2 separate regions of the Homo sapiens genome follow, and region 2 is linked to region 1. A link is a contact called in ENCODE Hi-C or POLR2A ChIA-PET data. All regions are on one chromosome and are shown on one strand. Each heading gives the region's core, a stretch centred on a gene start or an enhancer-like site at or near the end of the contact. The rest is flanking DNA. Distances are from core to core; before and after follow the strand shown. Region 1 holds the start of PRKAR2B (protein kinase cAMP-dependent type II regulatory subunit beta). Region 2 holds the start of PRKAR2B-AS1 (PRKAR2B antisense RNA 1).

Region 1 (2,515 bases), core at 6-2,505:
AGTTTAATTCTTAAAATGCTCGACACAATTAGAAGCACTTAACTACTGTATATTTAAAGCAACGTAACATTATTACTATAAAGTTGTTAAGAAATGAAAATAGAGAAATACATTGGCTCATGGAGTCAATACAGGATGCATCATTAACAAAGGGTTAACATCAAGATCCATTTTTACAAGAGGGACTAGTTCGTTACATCTCTGATTTCTAGACTTGGAGTTTCCCCAGTCATGTGTTTACTCTTCCGTGGGTGGGAAGATAAATCAGAATAACCAAGTGAGCTTGCTCTTGAAATATTTTATTTACAATGATATGATAATTGTAGAAAATGAAGTATGCGTACTTAAATAGAATTTAATTGACAAAAGACAATTTTCTCTACTTCAAAATTGTAAACATTTGCAAAGTAAGCCTCATTTCAAAGTCAAAGCCTTCTACTTTAAAAGCACACATTAGTAATTCTATTTTTCTTTATACTGAAGTATTTCAATTTTTGGACATACAAGTCAAAAATCATTCAAAGCATAAAGGAAAGTTTCAAAATAATAAGCGCCTCATCCTGCACTATCCTATTTAAAAGAGATCAACTAACTTTGATAGGTGCCTCTCAATAAATGGTGCCTTTGTCTCAATAAATAGTAAATGCGTGGAGTGCACAACGGAATAGCATCAGTAAGACGAAACATAATAAACAGGATGGATCGGGAAAGGCTGGATAAAATGTGGGGAAGAAAAAGAAAGACGTCACAAAGATGGGGTAGCATTTCTTTGTCCAAAAGAGAACCAGTACCACCATAAGACTTTAAACAAAGGACATTAGCAACACTTATCATGCAACTAGATTCTAGAAGGAAAATAAAATGCCACTACTAAGGTGGAGGCTGAAGTTTCAAGACAAATCTCCTGGCACCACCTCTGCGGGGGTTCACCATGGCGAATGACGCCTGGGAAGCGGGGCGAGTGGCCAGCCCGCTCCTGGACGCGCGGACAGGTGGACACGAAGGCGGCCTCGCTGGGCCTCCCTCCGCCTCTCCCGGCCCGGGCGCGCAGCCCTGCGGTGGTCTGACAGGCGGGTGCGCGGCGCCAGCCAGCGGAGGTTGCCATGGTTTCCGGGGGTCACGTGGGCGCGCTCTCCTGCGCCCCCTCCCGCGCACCGCGGCGGGGCGGGGGCGGGGCGCCCGGGCGGGGGAGAGGCGCGGCCGCGGCTGGAGCGGGAGGAGCAGGAGATGCTGCCAGCCCTCCCGGGGCCGCGCTCGCTCAGCCGCCGCCACCACACGGAGCAGACGCGCGCCGGGAGCCGCGGGCCGGGCCAGCCGGGCCGCCGGGGCCCAGTGCGCCGCGCTCGCAGCCGGTAGCGCGCCAGCGCCGTAGGCGCTCGCTCGGCAGCCGCGGGGCCCTAGGCCGTGCCGGGGAGGGGGCGAGGGCGGCGCCCAGGCGCCTGCCGCCCCGGAGGCAGGATGAGCATCGAGATCCCGGCGGGACTGACGGAGCTGCTGCAGGGCTTCACGGTGGAGGTGCTGAGGCACCAGCCCGCGGACCTGCTGGAGTTCGCGCTGCAGCACTTCACCCGCCTGCAGCAGGAGAACGAGCGCAAAGGCACCGCGCGCTTCGGCCATGAGGGCAGGACCTGGGGGGACCTGGGCGCCGCTGCCGGGGGCGGCACCCCCAGCAAGGGGGTCAACTTCGCCGAGGAGCCCATGCAGTCCGACTCCGAGGACGGGGAGGAGGAGGAGGCGGCGCCCGCGGACGCAGGGGCGTTCAATGGTGAGGACCAGACCCCCCACTTCGCGCCCCCGGATCCCCTCGCTGCCCCCCACCGCTCCCCGCTGTGCTCTCGGATCTTGCCGCTTTGCGCACCCACCTCTCCCCGCATTCTCCACCTTTCCCTACCTTCCCATCTCGCCCACCCCCTCAGCATCCATTTCTGTCTCTCCCACTCGCCCACCTTCCTACTCCGCTCTCTGTCATACCCTCTTCCCTTCCTCTAGAGGTGGGAGAGCTGGGATGTTACGCTTCCCTCTTACCCTTTGCCCCCTCTGCCTGGGCCGGTTGGGGTGGGCATCTGCTAGAAAGACAACTTTCGCTGTGGTTGGAGGTATTTCGCTTAGAGGATACCATTGTGCATAAAGAAACTGGCCCGCTTGGCGTCTTCTTTCAGCCCTTGTATTTATTAATGGAATGTCGAAAGAGAAAAGGAGAACCGTGTTTAATATGATTGGCTTTACTGTTGTTAGGACGGTAGATTCGCTAAAAGAAGCATGAAATTGGACTCACTGGGGCAGAACAAAATTTATGGCCAGTAGCTCTGACATTCTTGGAAATAAGAGTTATCTATTATTTTCCAATTTACCAATACCGTGTTGTGTTATTTTTGGACACGTAACAAAGGATTCTATTTAGTCTGAAACCCACGGGGGTCTTTGGAACGAGGAAATGGGTTAATGGTTTGCTTTTTATATAAAAGACATATTGAATGATTTGGTGCTTTATTTTTTTAAAAGTGTATGAGAAAAA
Region 2 (2,515 bases), core at 12-2,511, 35 kb after region 1:
AAACGAGAGGTGTCAGTCTTGAGCAAGGGAGGTGGGAAGACAGGATGGAAGGTGGGACTGGGACCTAAGGAGGTTCTCTGAGATGCCAGGGCACAGGCCTGGGGGCTTTTGTCCAGGCTTGTTCCTTGGGTGGGATGGAAGCCATTTAGGGGGCCTCCAAGTCACTTCATGCACCTGTTATCTCTCAGTGCCCACACTAGTATTATAATAAAATGGGTTCTTCCCTGTGATTCATTATGAATAATCCAAGTGAACAGAGCAAGTACTGCTCCTGGCTCATTTCCAGCCACTTGCCCCTCCTGCTCTACACTCTAGCAGCGCTTGTTTACTGATACTTAAGCAACCTTGGGAATTGGAACCCAGTGGAATCTGTGGCATTGTTGAGTCTCTGGTTCTTTTTTGTTAGGCCCTGGAATGCTGATAAGCTACCTCAAGGCTAATGAGAAATTAGATTATCTCTTGAACTTAATTGCATTTTCCCAGAGTTCTCTTAGAGCCCCCCAGGGAAAGGAGAAAGGAAGATAGTGAAAGCAGCTGTTCAGGTTGGGGCATGGTGGGAAGGGAGGATCTTTCTGCGCCTATAGTGTCCTCAGACTCTTCACACTGGTGGTTTTGCCAGTCGATGTGGAAGGGCTTGGAAGATAACATGGGAATTATGTAACCCACCAAACCCCGTGTGCCTTAATTACAGGAACACTGCCACTGTTGGGGAAAGGGGTCGGGGAGTTAGATCTATAAGATAGTATAAAATAGGTATGAGTAGATAGAATAGACATTTAGATGTAGTGCAACCATTCTTTAATTACAAGCGGAGTTTAGGTCACTACTTCACCAGCTCTGTGTGAAGGATCAGTTTTTCGTTTTTGTTTTCCCAGTGCACTGCAGACCAGCACTTTTGAGAAATATAAATTTGCCACAGCAATATCAAATTGCTATAATTGTATCTAAACACTGTTTTACTCTCTGTACTTATCTTATTGCAGATTGCCATGGCTTAGGTGATACAACCGTGGTGTGTGCTACATGAGATAAGAAACTTCTCACAAAAAGCTTTTATAAAGGAAGATTGCACATTTATCTAAAAGAAGCGATTATTAAAAAAAAAAAAACAAACATACCTTATTTTGCTAACTTGGCATTTTGTCAGGACAGCCTGCATGAATGAATGGTGCCCTTGAGTTGTCGAATGGTGGCGTGTGGCAGCCCTGCTTCAGGCCCGTGGCGTGCCTGCGTTCTGCCTCCATGTATGCCTGCTCATATTCAGAGCATGCCATGGGCTCTCTTATCTAGGCCTTGCTATAGCTCACCACATTCCCTGCCATCAGCTTCCTTCCTCTCTCCCTCCCTCCCTTCCTTCCTTCCGATACCGTTACTGTTACACATCGTTTGATGTTGTAGTTGCTTGTTCACATGTCTTTTTCCCTATGCTTAACAGTGAGGTTCATAATTAATGGACTGAGAAACAAGGACACTCTGGATGAGGTCAAAGAAAAAATAGAATGTGAAGTAAAGAAATGAGAATGCAAGGAGGATGGGAAGATTTCTCCAGGCATGTGTGTAGAGCGGTGTGAGATTCCTGAGTAGTGTGTGCTGGGGTAAGGACCAGTGTGAATATAGTTACAGGGTGAGCCTGCTAAAGGGCAGGCTGAGTGACATTTTATTGGAATTAAGGAAGCCAAAATAAGTTGAGGATGGGCTCTCAAATGGGTTTTCAACTTGGACATTGACTGCCTACGATGGTGGCACATTGGAGTGAAATGAAAACTGTGAGCCAGGTACCAGTCAGGAAGGGGCATCTGTATGCCGTGGCTCTCGGAGGAGCACAGAGGTTTCAGTGGGAGCACCATGGAGTGGTCCAGATGCCAGTGTGGGGAGCCACAGCGTGCCCTCACTATCTTTCAGATCCCACTGTGTGCAGGAAGTGGTACCGTCTAAGAGAAGGAGTGTTCTTGGAGAAGAATCAAGTTTCAACCAAGGCAGAGAAAAGTCAGTAATGTTTTATAAAAGAATGTGAGGGTGTGGGGAATGTGTTGGGAAGGAGGGTAGTAATGGACAGAAGGAAGCCACAGAGCAGCAATTCATTTGAGGAAATATTTGCAAGCAATTACCATTGCCAGGGACTACACTAGGCACAGCAGTGAACACATTATGCCCTTGAAGTACTTGCAGTCTAGGGAAGCTTAAGGCATGGGGAGATGAAATTAGGGAAAAGATGGTGGTCTGGAGGGTCTTACATCTTGTGGATGACCAAGGGTGACAGAGCAAAGAGGACATAGTTGGATTGATAGTTTTTAGATTATAATTTATTCACTGTAAATACTTGTTTAACTAAACTTTCCTTAAGGCTAACTCTGTTAGCTTCCTAATGAGAGCGCTGTAACCGTCTGATACTTATCTTAGGTACAGAAGGCAATATGATGTAGAAGTAAGAGGCTGGATTTGGAGCTGTTTTTAAATTTAACAGTCAAATATTCAATGAGGGCCTACAATGTGTTGGGCACTGGGCTGGACCCAG

What was found. A loop is a pair of places that touch in the nucleus more often than their neighbours do. ChIA-PET counts read pairs that join two places held with the same protein, here RNA polymerase II (POLR2A). Pooled maps may share reads with other maps.
Region 2: a map of endothelial cell of umbilical vein shows a loop between it and region 1 (4-fold over the local background). The contact joins the promoter of PRKAR2B-AS1 here to the promoter of PRKAR2B in region 1. A Hi-C loop is called at or near these places in 3 of 168 maps with a recorded cell type or tissue (K562, endothelial cell of umbilical vein and mesothelial cell of epicardium), 1 of 37 single-sample maps with no recorded cell type and 3 of 50 pooled maps. POLR2A ChIA-PET finds 5 or more read pairs at or near these places in 10 of 52 experiments (A673, CD8-positive, alpha-beta T cell, K562 and 7 more).

The regions. Positions count from the first base shown.
Region 1 is chr7:107,043,450-107,045,964 of GRCh38, forward strand. PRKAR2B (protein kinase cAMP-dependent type II regulatory subunit beta) reads left to right here and starts at 1,256. Exons shown (of 11, transcript NM_002736.3): 1 at 1,256-1,765. The coding sequence starts at 1,459. RefSeq lists silencers at 1,009-1,568, 1,355-1,649.
Region 2 is chr7:107,078,348-107,080,862 of GRCh38, forward strand. It overlaps PRKAR2B-AS1 (PRKAR2B antisense RNA 1), which reads right to left and starts at 1,262. Exons shown (of 4, transcript XR_007060469.1): 1 at 1,119-1,262. All of the region lies in intron 2 of PRKAR2B (protein kinase cAMP-dependent type II regulatory subunit beta), which reads left to right.